Regions from separate parts of the Homo sapiens genome. Here region 2 is linked to region 1. The links are chromatin loops, found by intact Hi-C in ENCODE. Cell type or tissue: Caco-2. All regions are shown on one strand. Each heading gives the region's core, and the rest is flanking DNA. Links, peaks and the distances in the headings are about the cores only. Region 1 overlaps UBASH3B (ubiquitin associated and SH3 domain containing B). Region 2 has its middle 13 kb from the start of UBASH3B.

Region 1 (8,336 bases), core at 89-8,088:
CAGTGGGCATGCATTCTTTCTTCAGGAACATTCTTTCCCTTCCCTACAGTAATATCTCTGCCCACCTCTCAATCTTAGCTTAAATCTTCTATGTTGCTTTCCTTGATCCTTTATTTCCTTTCATTTCTTCATTTCATTCCATTTCATTTCATTTTGAGAGAGGGTCTCACTATGTTGCCCAAGCTGGACTGAAACTCCTGGGCTCAAGCGATCCTCTCTCCTCAGCCTCCCAAGTAGCTGAGATTGCGGGTGTGAACCACCACGCCTGGCTTCCCGATCCTTAAATCTCCCAGTTACACATTCTCATGACACCCTGCATTTCTTTCCCAGCATGCATTCTGCTTGTAGTTAATTACTTATTTGATGTGTGTTTTCCTTCTCATCATGTGTGCGTGTTAGCCTGTTGATCTCAGTGCTAAGTGTAGTACAGGCCATGAGGTAGATGCTCAGTAAGAATGAAGAGCGTCGCTAAAGCCCCACCTTCTACATAAACTCCTGAATTCTCCCAGCATTCTCTCTGTGTTCCCCTAGCCCTTTTTTTTCCATTCTGCATGAATTAGTATTTAGAGTTTTATCTGTCTCTCTCCTCCATAAGCTTATGAACTTCTTGGAGAAAAAGGCCAGGTCTCCCTTCTGCATGCCTTAACTTCTAGCATGATGCCCATGCTGAGAACTTGTAGTTCTCAGAACTAAAAGCATCAGAATATAGAATGAGGTTGTGTCCGAAAAAACTCTAGGGATGAGTTACACAGTTCTGAGAAGAAATGAAAGAACACCGAGAAGCAGAGGGAGTTGGGCTTTAGCAGTAGATGTTTTTATCTGTGCACTTGGAGAACTGGCACAAAGCTGAAATAACAAGAAGTTAGGAAGCATTCTTGACTTCTCTATCTTTCTCTGCCAGGTACCAAAGCATCCTAAATGAGGCTGAACTGCACTGCCTTTCCCCTTTCTGAACCTCCACTGTCTTGGGCCAGAATATCTTTGTCTCTTACCTGGCAAGTCTGCTCTGGTTTCCTGTCTTCTCTCCCATTTTATACACCATCCACATTGCTATCAGTTATTCTAGAGCTCAGATGTAACCATATTACCTCTGCTTAAACCTTCAGGGACTCCCTGTTACCTACAGGTAAAATCCTTTTCAGATGGTGTCCAAGGTGCTCCATGATGGTGTCCAAATCTATGTCTCTAGGCTCAAGCCGCCACTTCGCTCTCATGCCCCCTACATCCCACAACTCTGAACTCTGCCTCCCTCATGACCTCATTTTCTTCTTTGCCTTTGCACATGCTGGGCCCTCTGCCTGGAACTCGGCTTCCCCACTTCGACAAGTAGATAGATGTCTTCTACATACTTTTCTATGTCCAGATCAAATATTTCTCTGTGAAATATGGTGGAATTAGTTGTTGCTACTAGGGACTCTCAGAACTCTCTGGGCATTTCCCACACTGTGTATTCCTTTACCGAACCCAAAGAGGACAGGGCAATGTCTTTTTCTTCTTTGAACCTCTCGCCTCTATCACATATTAGGTGCTCAACAAATGTTTAATAACTAAAGGAATGAGGTCTAGGTCTTTGTGAATTGGGCTGGTGGAACAGGACTTCCTGTTCATCTAGCATTGCATTTCTTTCCTTAACTAGAAGAGTGTGTATTTAGCCTGTCTTTGTGACAAGCTGTTCTGGTTAGGAAAGAGTTATATTACACTAGCTTTCTGTTACCCACATGTTCGGGACTGTAAATTTCATTGCCCATCTAGTGTAAGAACTGCAAATGAAGCAGTTTAGTGCACTAAAAATACTATTTTAAGTACATTCCAAGGGCAAATAAACAAACGAGAAATATATGCTATTGGGTATTATCCATGTGATTGTTCTAATGTCATTTTGCTTGGAATTTATGCAGTTCTTCTCTACTCAACCTCTTAAGTGCAAATAATTGAAGGTTGTCAAAACATTTGAAATAACTCTGACCCTCATGTGTACAATAATAATAAGGTGCAGAAAAAGTACTGGCCTCCAAAAAGGGGAAAAGTTCACTCCTGAATGGCTTAAGTAAAAATAAAATGAGTTTATATAAAGTTTGCTAGGAAACAGGAAGTTAGAAAAAACTGTGATAAGGAAAGCCATAAAGAGCAATGGTGACCTAGAAAAGACAGATCTGAAAATGCAGAGGGAAACGTTTTGACACAGATGCAGGATCATTTCTCTAAGGGTTTTTTCTTTTTCTTTTTCTTTTTTTTTTTTAAGATACAGCTTAAAAAGTGAGGATTAAACTCATCATAATTCTATAAGATTAAGCACATCTGATGAGGGGGGAAAATGATTATTCACTCTACTGGAATTGCCTTAATGAAACCGTCTTGATGAAAGCTGCATCTTAAAATACTCATCCAGTGATGAGGACTTATTTCAAGATGTAAACCAAGGCAGTCGTTGGAGTGAGGCTTGCTTGTGAAGCACACCACATCTTCAGGATGCTGAGCTAAGCCAGATTACAGTGTGCTCACCAAGTGTCCCTCCCAGATGGCTTTTCTGGACAGCCAGTTCCCACCCTAGTGGTATACTGGAAGCCACCAACAACTAGTAAATCTATGAACACCATTCAAGCAAAGACATGGGGTCAGAGCACAGTGGCTTCAGACCTTGAGCCTCTTCCTTTCTCCTTGGGAATCCCCGTCTGCTCAGGCCAAGTCCTTTCCTCAGGCTCAGCCATGTCAAGCTCTTTTCAATGTCTTCCTCTTCACTGTAGCTGTTGATAAGGCCCACAGTTGATCACCAGGCTATCAGCCCCTTTTCTGTGCTCATGAAAACCAAAAGCTTTTGAAGTACAAATCTTAAGGGAGGAGACATTCAATTTTGGCTGGGCGTGGTGGCTCAAGCCTGTAATCCCAGCACTTTGGAGGCTGAGGCAGGCAGATCACCTGAAGTCAGGAGTTCAAGACCAGCCTGGCCAAGATGGCAAAACCCCATCTTTACTTAAAACACAAAAAATTAATGAGGTGTGGTGGTGCACACTTGTAGTCTCAGCTACTAAAGAGGCTGAGGCATGAGAATTGCTTGGACACAGGAGGCGGAGGTTACAGTGAGCTGAGATCATGCCACTGCACTCCAGCCTGGGCGACAGAGTGAGACTCTGTCTCAAAAACAAAACAAAAAAAAAGAGAGGAGACATTAAATTTTGACTGCTCAAATCTGCTGTAAATTCTCTTGTGCATCATTCAAGATACAAGTCAACTGTCATCCTCTAAGATATTCTAGTTCTTCAATAAGACAAGACATTACTTCTTCTGAGTTCATGCAGTGCTATACATACCTCTATTATCATATACTCTTATCATTACAATAATAATCTGTTGACATATCCATGGGTGTCTGTAAAGCAAAAATTCCAGGGCTACTCAACACATGTGTGGAATGAATACATCAATGAAGGCAGCTGCGAATGGAGGATTATGGGAAGTAGATTGTCTGTCAACACCCATTAAGAAACAAAAGCTAAACATGTTGAATGGCAGGAATTACTGATGTGAAACTTGGATCTGGGCCATGCTTTGGCGCGAGGCACTTGAACCACATAAACAAGCAAACTGGATGGCTGGGATTTGTTTCTAGTGACTTATCGTTGACATACTTGTTGATGTTAAGACTCCTCTTTCCAAAGTCAATACCTTCATCCAATCACTGCCAGACATCTTTCCCTGAAGAATTTTTTAAACTGGACACCAGGGAACTCCAGAAATAATAGAGATTGAAGAAAGCACTTTGTATTCGTGATGATCTGAATTAAAATTTAATTGGGTTTGAGATGGAGTGAGTGGGAAGCTGCTAAGGTTAGTCTTCCACAGCAAAGGAGGGAAACATTCTCTGCTGTGTATGAAGCCAACACCCCACCTCTACACTCGACTCCCCATATCCAAAGACCTTTGGCATTTTCTGTTTAGCACAAAGGCTTCGAGTCTTTAAAGAGAGAAAAGCCAATTATATGACCAGTTGGGTGGGGAGACCCTTGCTCTGCTATCCCAAAAGGCCTTCAAAAGCTTTCTGCTTGATATTATGTAGGTATAGTGACGGGTACATCATAACAAGCCAGGAATTTTAATGATTCATTGAGAGAGATACTAACATTCCACTGGAGGGAAGGAAGGCAGGTAGGATTCTGCCACTATTTGAATAGGAGGAGCTATTGATTAGAATCTATTGTTTGGAATCCAGAACACTGCCTGTCCCTTTGAATGAGGATGGGAAATTCCAGGGAAAACCTTTTCTGATAAAGTTGTTGGTTTACACAAGTGTCCTTACTTTAAGGCTATTTTTAATTAGCTTGTTAGTTTATCTAATTGAGGGTTGTTGGGGGTGGAAAGATGGGTGGTGGAAAGACAAACCACGATTTCATCTCCATTATAAACACAGGAAATACGTGGGGCTACAATAGGACTTTACAAGTTGTATTTTACAAGTTGCAGGAAATACCATGGAAGAACACAAGCCTTCCTTAAGGCAAGATGAAGTCCAGCCCAGAGCAAAATTCCTGTGTCTCCATTAGGAAACAGAGACTTACAACGTGCAGGGCCTGGGCAAGAGTATAAAGAGAGGCCCACATACACCAATGTCTAAATGTTTACAAATAATAAATCAAGCGAACCAACTCATAAATATGCCTTAGCCTCCAACCTTGGCCAATATACCTTCATAACAACCTGGTTAGAGGCTCAGACTTCTTGCCATTGTGTGTCAGGGTATGGCAACCTGGGAAGAGCCAGCAGCCAGCCGGCCTTGGTCTGTTCTCCTGTGGTCTGCTTCCATCTGCTTTTAGCTCAGACCCTGGCTTCTGTGGGGGTACCAGGAGGGTCCTCACATGTATGCATATGGGTACCCCAAGAAGATGTCAAAGTTGTGTCCACACCCCCACAAACAGAAGCTCCTTTGTCATCCTCAGGGCTAGGGCTGTCTGTCTTTGGGAGACTAGAGATGGGGGAGACACCCCGGAAGCAGGTTCCTCATCATTTGTGTTCCTAATATCCAGAGCATGGTGTGTGTGTGTGTGTGTCGTCGGGGTGGGAGACACATAGGCTCCAGGGTATGCACATCTCCTTCAAACTAAGAACTCTTCACTCTGTACTAAAGAACGTGGCCATGGGAAGACCAGAATGCAGTGCTCTAGGCTAGGACATGTCTGGGTACAAAAACCTCAGTAGTGAGTGTGACAAGAGAGCAAACATTTAAACAAACTAGTAGAGCAGTCCTGCCTTATCTGTGGTTTCACTTTCCAAGGGTTCAGTTACCAGTGGTCAACTGTGGTCCAAAAATATTAAGTGAAAAATTGCAGAAATAAACAACTCACAAGTTTCCAATTGTGTGACGTTCTGGGTAGCATGATAAAATCTTGAGCCATCCAACTCCATTCCACTAGGGACATGAATCATCCCTTTGTCTAGTCTGGATACAGGCTGTGGATGCAGTAGTGAATCCACACTGTTTGCACTCTCCGCCTGTTAGTCACTTAGTTATCTAGTGACTAGATATCTAGGTTATCAGACCAACTGTCCCAGTATTGCAGTGCTTATGTTCACATGACCATTATTTTACTTTATAATGGCCCCAAAATGCAAGAGTAGTGAGGCTGGCAATTTGGATATCCCCAAAGAGAAGACGTAAAGTTCTCCATTTAAGTGAAAAGGTGAAAGTTCTCAACTTAATAATGAAAGAAAAAAAATTGCATGCCAAAGTCACCCAGGTCTACAGTAAAAACTCATCTTCCATCCATGAGATTGTGAAGAAGGAAGAAGAAATTTGTGCTGGTTTTGCTGCCACACCTCAAACTGCAAAAGTTATAGCCATAGTGCATGATAATTGCTTAGTTAGGATGGAAAAGGTGTTAAATTTGTGGGTGGAAGACATGACCTGAAACAGAATCCGATTGGCACAATTGGGTCTGGTGCTCTCTGCGCTTTCAGGCATCCACTGGGAGTCTTGAGTATCCCCAAGGATAAGGAGGGGCCACTGTAATAGGAAAATCACACTGTAGAGACTATGGGGATTGCAGACATGGCAGAACCTTTAGGGGGCAGAAGTAGTGAAGGTTCCACTGTCAGGGAGGGAAATGAAAGACAGCAAGACAAGGACAGAAGGTGAATAAGAATCCAAATATTGGCCAGGAGCGGTGGCCCATGCCTGTAATCCCAGGACTTTGGGAGGCCGAGGCGGGCGGATCACCTGAGGTCGGGAGTTCAAGACCAGTCTGACCAACATAGAGAAATCCCGCCTCTACTAAAAATACAAAATGAGCCGGGCGTGGTGGCACATGCCTGTAATCCCAGCTACTAGGGAGGCTGAGGCAGGAGAATCACTTGAACCTGGGAGGCAGAGGTTGCAATGAGCCGAGATCGTGCCATTGCACTCCAGCCTGGGCAACAAGAGCAAAACTCTGTCTCAATTAAAAAAAAAAAAAAAAAGAATCCAAATATTTGCATCACAGCGGGCTGAGAAGGCAAGCTCAGTTGTGCAGCGATGTGCAGTGCTGGCCCTACACCTCTGTGAGGGGGTTTGGCTTAGGATAGGCCTCTCTGGGTGTCTGAGGAGGCTGACCTGAAACAGAGATGGTCTGGCAACATGAATGGAAAATACCAAGGATGGCATGGAGTTCACGTTGGCCACTGTGCCCGGCCAAGTCCTTGGGTCTCTTAGGGGACACATGGAAAGGCGGGAACCTCCCCACAATGTGAGTGCAATTGTTCAAGGACCCGTGTGATGTCACCCACACCCTGTCATGTCTGTGGAAGCCACTTCTTCCACAGCCACCAAGCCATCTCGGCTCACTGCAAACTCCACCTCCTGGGTTCAGGCAATTCTTCTGCCTCAGCCTCCCAGGTAGCTGGGATTACAGGCGCACACCATCATGCCCAACTAATTTTTGTATTTTCAGTAGAGATGGAGTTTTGCCATGTTGGCCAGGCTGGTTTTGAACTCCTGGCTTCAAGTGATCCACCTGCCTCGGCCTCCAAAGTGCTAGGATTACAGGTGTGAGCCACTGCACCTGGCCTTTTTTTTTTTTTTTTTTTTTTTTTTTTTAGATAGGGTCTCACTCTGTCACCCAGGCTGGAGTGCAGGCATGATCATGGCTCACTGCAGCCTCGAACTCCCATGCCCAACTGATCCTCCCAGCTCAGCTTCCCAAGAAGCTGGGACCTCAGGTACGAAGCTAACTGCCTGGGTAACTTTTTAGGGTTTTTTTTTTTTTTTTTTTTTTTTGTAGAGATAGGGTCTTGCTATGTTGCCAGGCTGGTTTCAAACTCCTGGGCTCAAGCGATCCTCCCACCTGGGCCTCCCAACGTGTTAGGATTACAGGCATGAGCCACTGTGCCCAGCCTGGAACATTTTAAAGCAAATCCCAGGTATTATATCATTTTACTCCAAAATACTCATAAAGATTTATTTACCCTAGAGTATTTTAAAACAACCCAGACATTAGCATGCATCTCTGATAAGAACTGTTTTATCTTTAACATAATCACTTGCCTTTATCATATCTAACATTTATAATCATTCTTTAATATCACTGAATATCAAATCCACATTCATTTTCCCCTGATGGTCTCAAAAATGTCTTTTTCCAATCAGTTTGTTTGAATCAGGGCCAATGAAGGTCCTGACTTCAGCAGGATGGAAAGCCCCAGTGTGTGGCTCAGGCACCAGGGCCTCTCACACCCCTTCCCCTCAACAAGAACCGCGTGGCATCTCAGCTGAACTGGGCCACAAGACCAAAAGTGACAAGGCTTCATCTTCTGGGCTTTCTGGCCTCTGGAGAAATAAGTCTCAGTGGGAACTGCAGGGAGCTGGCCCCTGTGGCGTTGGAGTACTCACTCCGCAGTCCTAGTCAGAGAGCCACTGTCCAGAGCCTCCCAGTCCTCCCAGGATTTAGGTCACTGAGCCACAGTAGACCTGCAATGAAAGTGGGTTCCTGCTCTCTCTGGTACTCCCTCTACTTTTCATGATTTGATCTTTCTAGTTAAAGGCCAAAGACAAGCTGCATGGGGTGATAGAGCCGAAAGCAGGGACGGCAGGCTGAGCACTCTCTGTCCCCGTCTGACCGGGTGGCCTTGAGCAAGTCTCTGACCAATCAGTTTCTTTACTTCCAAAGTGAGAGGGAGGGATTTAACAATCCCTAAGACCCTCTAGCTCTGACATTTTATGACTCTAAGCTCAAAAGCCACCAAATGACTTTGTTTCTGCCCCTGTGCTAGATGTTAGAAGTACACAGATGTCTCTCTTCTTAGATGATAAACTGTTTAAGGGGAGGGGCTCTATCAGATTTTGTCATCACCAGACTCCAGCACAGTGCAAA
Region 2 (8,336 bases), core at 245-8,244, 90 kb after region 1:
ATTATTATTCACCTAAGAAAACAAAACAACATGGGAAAGTTGCTTCAATACATTTTTCTTTGGAAGAACAACAACAAAAATTTGAGGCTCAGAAAAATTATGTGACTAACCCATGATAATAGAGTGATGAAAGATGGTAAATCAGTGTTGAAATGCAGATTTTCTGAAATTAAAGCTATACATTAATGTTCTTGTTTCTTTCTTGAGCAGGGTCTAGAAATGTCTTTTTATTTTATTTTATTTTATTTTTTTGAGACAGAGTCTCACTCTGTCGCCCAGGCTGGAGTGCAGTGGTGCGATCTCGGCTCACTGCAAGCTCCGCCTCCTGAGTTCACGCCATTCTCCTGCCTCAGCCTCCCTAGTAGCTGGGACTACAGGCGCCCGCCACCACGCCCGGCTAATTTTTTTATATTTTTAGTAGGGACGGGGTTTCACCATGTTAGCCAGGATGGTCTCAATCTCCTGACCTCGTGATCCACCCGCCTCGGCCTTCCAAAGTGTTGGGATTACAGGCGTGAGCCACCGCTCCCGGCCTAGAAATGTCTTATGACTTGGTGCTCTTAGGAGGAAAGGGCAAGTTCCTTAAAGCAGCGAAGATGAATGTTTCAGGTGAAGCCAAGTGAAGGTTTAACTCACTCCTTCAGCCTCTGAAAGGCATCTAAAATAGAAATTCTCTCAGGATGAAGGTTGAACTGTCCTCTGGAGTCACACTGTATTGCTAGTAACCCTCATCATGTCTCAGGAATGCCTGGGATGAGGAACAGTGACCTGGAAATTTATTGATTGCAAATTGCATTTAAAAATTGCAGTGGACCAGGCATGGTCACTCATGCCTGTAATCCCAGCACTTTGGGAGGCTGAGGTGGCCAGATCGCTTGAGGTCAGAAGTTCGAGACCAGCCTGGCCAACACGGTGAAACCCCGTCTCTATCAAAAATACAAAAATTAGCTGGGCTTGGTGGCGAGGTCCTGTAATCCCAGCTACTTGGGAGGCTGAGGCAGGAGAATTGCTTGAACCCGGGAGACAGAGGTTACAGTGAGCCAAGATTGCACCACTGCACTCCAGCCTGGGTGACAGAGCGAAACCTTGTATCAAAAAAAAAAAAAAATATATATATATATATATATACACACACACACACACACTCACACACACACACACACACACACTCACACATATATATATAGGCCTGGTGCAGTGGCTCACACCTGTAATCCCAGCACTTTGGGAGGTCAAGGCTGGTGGATCACTTGAGGTCAGGAATTCGAGACCAACCTGTCCAACATGGTGAAACCCTGTCTCTACTAAAAAGATGAAAAATTAGCCGGGCATGGTGGCGTGCACCTGTAATTCCAGTTACTTGGGAGGCTGAGGCAGGAGAATCACTTGAACCCGGGAGGTGGAGGTTACAGTGAGCTGAGATCAAGCCACTGCACTCCAGACTGGGTGACAGGGCAAGACTCTGTTTCAAACAAACAAACAAAATAAACAAAATAAAGTAAAAATAAAAATTTTAGTGGGCCAGGTGTGGTGGCTCATGCCTGTAGTCCCAGCCCAACCCAGCTGAGGTGGCTGGATTGCTTGAACCCAGGAGTTCAAGACCGGCCTGGGCAACATGGTGAAACCCCGTCTCTACAAAAAATATACACAAAAAATGAGTTGGGCATGGTGGCGCACGCCTGTAGTCCCAGCTACTCAGGATGCTGAGGCAGGAGAATCCCTTGAGCCTGGGAGGTCAAGGCTTCAGTGAACTGTGATGGCACCACTGCCCTCTAGCCTGGGTGACCTGTCTCAGAAAAAAAAAAAAAGCAACGTGAAGATCAGGTGCGGTGGTTTAGCCTGTAATCGCAGCACTTTGGGAGGCCAAGGCAGGAGGATCACTTGAGCCCAGGAGTTTGAGACCAGCCCAGGCAACATAGTGAAACTCCATCTCCACAAAAAAGAAAAGAAAATTTGCAGAGACAGCATACTTGGCATCTAGATTTTGAGTTCTAAGTATCATTTTCTACTAAAACGAGCCAGAGCTTCATGGAGAGATGCTGATTCCAGGTCAGAGGCAGGGCAATCGCAAGGTGGGCCTAGAGTATCTTGTGCTAGATCCTTGATTGGTACTTGAATCCCAAAAAAATCAGCTACGAAGGACGTTTTTGGGACAGTTTGGGAAATTTGAATGTGGACGCAGTGTTGGATGCTGTTTTTGTATGAATGTGAATTTCCCTAGATGTGATACTGGTGTTGTGATTAGGTTGTGATTATGAATGTTCTTGCCCTTGGGAAATGCAGGCTGGAGTTTTCGGGGTGAAATGTCATAATATGGGCAGCCTTCTAGATGATTTGGCTAAAGAGAAGTGTGTGTGAATAGAAAGAGTGAAGCAAGGTGGATATGGCAAAAACCTGCTGCTGGTGAATCTAGGTGAGAAAACATATGAGGTTTTGTTGTATTATTCTCTTTGTATTATTCTTTCCAATTTTCTGGGGGTTTTAAAATGTTCATTTTTTTAAATTAAGAAATGAAAATGTTCAATTTAAAACAAAAAATTAAGAAATTGTGACTGAGCATGGTGACTCATAACTGTAAGCCCAGCACTTTGGGAGTCTGAGGTGGGCGGGATTGCTTTAGTCAAAGAGTTCGAGACCAGCCTGGGCAACATGGCAAGACCCTGTCTCTTAAAAAAATATAAAAAATTAGCCGGGCATGATGGTGCCTGTCTGTAATCCCAGCTACTGGAGAGGCTGAGGTGGGAGAATTGCTTGAGCCTGGGAGGCAGAGGTTGCAGTGAGCCGAGATCGTGACACTGCACTCCAGCCTGGGCGACAGAGGGAGACTCTGAGGAAACAAAAAAAAAAAAAGAGAAAAACAGAAAGAAATTGTGGCTAGGTGTGGTGGCTCACACCTGTAATCCCAGCACTTTGGGAGCCCGAGGCAGCAGGATCACTTGAGCCCGGGAGTTTGAGACCAGCCTGGGCAACATTATGAGACCCTGTTTCTTTTTTCTTTTTCTTTTCTTTCTTTCTTTTTTTTTTTTTTTGAGAACAACAAGAGCATTTAGCTCTTGTTGCCCATGCTGGAGTGCAGTGGCCTGACCTCGGCTCACTGCAACCTCTGCGTCCCAGATTCGAGCAATTCTCCTGCCTCAGCCTCCCGAGTAGCTGGAATTACAGGCACGCACTACCATCTCTGGCTAATTCTGTATTTTCAGCAGAGACGGGGTTTCACCATGTTGGTCAGGCTGGTCTTGAACTCTTGACATCAAATGATCCACCCACCTCGGCCTCCCAAAGTGCTGAGATTATAGGCGTGAGCCACCGCGCCTGGCCTGAGAGACCCTGTTTCTATTTTAAAAATTAGACATAAAGTAAAATAAAAAAGAAATTGCAGTTAAGCCTTTCAAATGACGGAGGACCTTGGGTCTCTCTCCAGTGGTTGTAGAGCCTTGCAGGAAAGATTACTTCACCTGAGCAGGGGATGCTCTCACTCTGAGTGCCTAGCACTGGCCCCAAGGTGCCAGAGCCGTCTAAGCTGCTTGGCTTCCGGTTCTTGGACTTTTCCGTTTTCACATCACCACACAGGCGTCTCACAAATCCACAGATCCAGCTAGTAATCACTGGCTAAGAGCATCAACATGATTGGCCTTTGAAATCTGAGGAAGGTGGTTCTTCTTCAGGATGCTCACGGTCACGCAACTTTTTCTGTAAATAAAGGCTCTTGAGAACATCTCCAGGGAAGTGCTTTTCCCTGAAATGGGTTTGCCTCTCTCCCACATTACCCTTGTTACATACCACCCACCCCTCATTAGAGCCAGTGTTTTTAAACCTTTCTGTAGAGAAAAGAGTGCCCTAGACATGTGTAAATCTATTTCTGGTCCCCTCTGTTTTCAGGAATGTCACCATCCCTCGCCTCCTGTGACTAATCCATGCTGTTCCTCAGAGCCAATCTCTTCCCCATTTAGAAAGTGGCTCCTGGTGAAGTTGCCAACAAGTGCTTCTCTGAGCGTATCTGGAAAAAGTTCTGGGAAGCTGAGGGATACTTGGTCTGAGTGCTGAATGGCCACTCTGTGAAGTGGTGTGAGGGTTGTGGCTTGCTCTTATCTGTTCGTCTGTTTTGAAAATAATCACTCATTCACTTGTTCAGGATGAGTAACAGTCTATGGCGGATGAATAGTAAATCATTGATTTCATTTCCTGTGAATGTCTTCTGCTTGGGGCTCTGACTGGCAGAGAGAAGCATTCCAAAAATGTTTTGAGCAAACACAGTGAGTGGAGTTAGGCCAAGTGGGTAGCTTCCCAAGATGTACTGCTATGCTGGGGATGGCAGGGATTTAGATGTTTTCATTTCAGTATAGTTACATGAAATATCGATCTTGTTCTTTATTTCATAATCACATCTCATATATGGACTAGTAAATTGTTATGAACAAGAGATAGTGGAAAGAGACTAAAGTTAACTTGTCACTGGCTGGGCACAGTGGCTTACACCTGTACATATATGGACTAGTAAATTGTTATGAACAAGAGATAGTGGAAAGAGACTAAAGTTAACTTGTCACCGGCTGGGCACAGTGGCTTACGCCTGTAGTCCCAGCACTTTGGAAGGCCAAGGCCGGCGGATCACTTGAGGTCAGGAGTTCAAGACCAGCCTGGCCAACATGGTGAAACCCTGTCTCTACTAAAAATACAAAAATTAGCCGGGCGTGATGGTGCATGCTTGTAATCCCATCTACTCAGGAGGCTGAGGCAGGAGAATGGCTTGAACTCGGGAGGTGGAGGTTGCAGTGAGCTGAGATTGTGCCGCTGCACTCCAGCCTGGGTGACAGAGCAAGACTCCATCTTAAAAAATAATAATAAAATAAAAAAATAAAGTTAACTTATCACCAAGTGCATATCAGGTCGTTTATATGAATTATTTCATTTAATCCTTATAACATCCCTGTAACTAAAGTTTTATTTTTCTCATTTTACGGATGAGAAAAGCAAGACTCAGGTGAGATTTACCCAAACACAGTTAGTAAGTACCAGAAGCTGAAATCCACACTTTTCCACTGTTGTCTGCCATCTCCAGTAATTTGTAGTCAACTCTACTATTTTCTCGATACGTAATGGTCAAGAGTCCTTTCATCCCCAGACACACATCTGGGCTATCTCCTTTTCCTGACCAGTTAGCACGTGATCTTGGTGAAATGGTCTTCGGTGAAATTTGTTGAGAAGAATAAGAACAATCATTTTCAAGCCAGATTGTTTTTTTTGTTTGTTTGTTTGAGACGGAGTCTTGCTCTGTCCCCCAGGCTGGAGTGGAGTGGCGCGATCTCAGCTCACTGCAAGCTCCACCTCCCGGGTTCATGCCATTCTCCTGCCTCAGCCTCCCGAGTAACTGGGACTACAGGCACCAGCCACCACGCCCGGCTAATTGTTTGTATTTTCAGTAGAGACGGGGTTTCACCGTGTTAGCCAGGATGGTCTCAATCTCCTGACCTCGTGATCCGCCTGTCTTGGCTTCCCAAAGTGCCGGGATTACAGGTGTGAGCCACCTCGCCCGGCTCAAGCCAGATATTAATGAAGCCCATACTGCTGCTTGTCTCCGTTAGTCTGAAAAATAAACTTGAATTATTCCTTTATTGTAGCAATCAGATATATCATTGATTTAGGTCACTCTCAATCATTCTGAAATCAATAGATAACAGGATATCACCAATTTTCTTAAGAGATGTTGTAGGGCTAGGAGCAGTGGCTCACTCCTGTAATTCCAGCACTTGGGGAGGCCAAGGCAGGTGGACTGCTTGAGCCCAGGAGTTCAAGACCAGCCTGGACAACATGGCAAAACTCTGACTCTACCCCCCAAAATATACAAAATTCAGACAGGCATGGTGGCACGTGTCTACAGTCTCAGCTACTCGAGAGGCTGAGGTGAGAGGATCAAGAGGTGGAAGGATCCCTTGAGCCTGGGAGACAGAGGTTGCAGTGATATCATACCACTGCACTCCAGCCTGGGTGATAGAACCAGGCCTCATCTCAAAAACAAAACAAAAACAGAGATGTAGACACTATACATCAATTCTGAAAAAATAAAATAAAATAAAACAGTACATTGAAAGGTAATCAAATAACACTTTTAGGAGGCTAGCACAGTATTTAAAAGTGTGGTCATTGCAATTAAATATCAGAGCCTTTCTACTTAGAGTAACACTGTTTCTGCTGTTTAAACTTGGAAATTGCCGGGCGCGGTGGTGGCTCACACCTGTAATCCCAGTACTTTGGGAGGCCAAGGAGAGCGGATCACCTGAGGTCAGGAGTTAGAGACCAGCCTGACCAACATGGAGAAACCCCGTCTCTACTAAAAATACAAAAATTAGCCGGGCGTGGTGACACTTGCCTATAATCCCAGCTACTCGGGAGGCTGAGGCAGGAGAATCGCTTGAACCTGGGAGGCAGAGGTTGCGGTGAGCCGAGATCGCGCCATTGCACTCTAGCCTGGGCAACAACAGCAAAACTCTGTCTCAAAAAAAATAAAAATAAAAAAATAAACTTGGAAATTAACTTAAACTCTACAAACTTCAGTTTCTGTATAGGTAAAACAGAGATAAGAGACTATCTTCATAAGGCTGTGTGATTATGTTATTAAATAATGGAGGTCAAGTCCAACACAGAATCTGACACATAGAATACCTTGCGGACTTCAACTCAAAAAATGAAATGATGTCAAATCATGGTAGTGATAAATGAAGAAAATAAAACAGGTGAATGAGAAAGAGAGCGAAGGGGAAGAGGGCACCTTAGCTGAGCTGGAAGGGAAGGCTGGCAGCAGGGAGGTGATATTTAAGTTGAGGTCTGAACGTTCAGCAGGAGGTAGACATACCAGATGAAAATAACAGTGATGCCAGGCTTAGCTGGAAAAGACCTGAGTTCAAGTTCTGATTCTTCTACTTCTGACCCAGTTCACTTTAAACAATGCTGAATCTCATACTCCTGGACTGCAAAAAGATTTTTTAAAATGCCACATAAATGCTGAGTGTAATGGCTCATGCCTGTAAATCCCAGCACTTTGGGAGGCCAAGGCGGAAGGATCGCTTGAAGCCAGGAGTTTGAGACTAGCCTGGGGAACAAAGGAAGACCTGGTCTTCTTATTTTATTTTATTTTTTAGAGATGGTCTCGCTACATTGCCCAGGTTAGCCTGAAACTCCTGAGCTCAAGTGATCCTCCCGCCTCTGCCTCCCAGGGTGCTGGAGTGCTGGGATTAAAGGTGTGAGCCATCACACCCGGCTGACCCAGTCTTCAAAAATTAAAAAAAAAAAAAAAAAAGTACATTGCAGACTGCAAAATCCTACAAACTCTGAGCTAGTGCATCCCTCCATTTATACTGAAAATAAACCACTGTATCCATTTAATCATCCACTCATGCATACATTCCTTTATTTCCTCATTCATTATGCAGGGTTGATGAGCCTGAAACTGGACTGGCTTTGGAATAGCTCTCGTGTGTGGGGCTTTACAGTTATAACATCAGTAGTCCTGGGCAGGTGGCAGTACTGTTGCCATTTCATAGATGAAGAAATTGGGAATCGCTTTTAATGATCATGGCTAAAGTGACAACATCTATATTCAAGGTAGTTGCCTGTCTCCACTGCCAGGTGAGAACACCTTGAAGGAAAGGATGTCATCAGGGTTCCGACTGGGGATGTTCGTTGAGGTGTCTTTCATCTTGTTAGCCTCTACATTGCTGGAGCCCCTACAAGCTCTTATGAGGTGTTAAGCACACACTATAAAAATGAAGACAAGATGGCTGCAGTCTGGCTGGCGTTCTTCCTTAAGAAACAACGGGTGTGAAACAGGCCTTCCCTGGGGAAGGTGTGCGGCCACTTATAAATGAAGCCGCCATATTTTCTGAAGCAAACCTCAGCTCATGTCACCTGACAATAAGATGCAATATTTAAAGTTGGACTGTCCCTAGCAGGGACTTGCTTGCTAAAAGAAGTCATTCTTACAATGGACTTGGGTCTAGCTAACTCGCTAACTACCAGTAATACTGGAATTAGAATGGGAGACGGGAAAGAAAAAGGGAAAACAAAATAGGTACAGGTGAAAATACAGTCCAGGCTCATCTACCTCCGAATCCCTGAGTTTTCTTATTTCTACTCATTAAAACCTGGGGAGGACAGCTCTTTGCCTATTGTTAATATCCCAGGGGTAACAACTACACAATGAGAGCTGGAGCTAGTTTCATAGAAATGATCTGTAAGGAATGAAAATAAGTGAATATCTTGAAATTCTTGACAACTTCAAATCTCCTGGGCCCATCAGAGGGGACAGAAGCCAGTTCAAGAAACCCCTAATTGTTGTCCTT

What was found. Peaks named below come from ENCODE experiments on the same cell type or tissue, not always from the same donor. Only the 100,000 strongest peaks of a DNase experiment are listed, where the experiment ranks them.
Region 2: a loop joins it to region 1, with 5 times the contacts of the local background. A loop is called at or near these places in 11 of 110 quality-filtered maps.

What each region holds. Positions count from the first base shown.
Region 1 is chr11:122,728,703-122,737,038 of GRCh38, reverse strand. The region is part of intron 1 of UBASH3B (ubiquitin associated and SH3 domain containing B); the gene reads right to left. Among named protein-coding and RNA genes, the nearest start is that of UBASH3B, 77 kb to the right of the region's middle. In Caco-2, for the core only: no CTCF peak of the experiment used is centred there; no DNase peak of the experiment used is centred there.
Region 2 is chr11:122,638,448-122,646,783 of GRCh38, reverse strand. No RefSeq gene overlaps it. Among named protein-coding and RNA genes, the nearest start is that of UBASH3B, 13 kb to the left of the region's middle. In Caco-2, for the core only: no CTCF peak of the experiment used is centred there; a DNase peak (open chromatin) is centred at 4,143.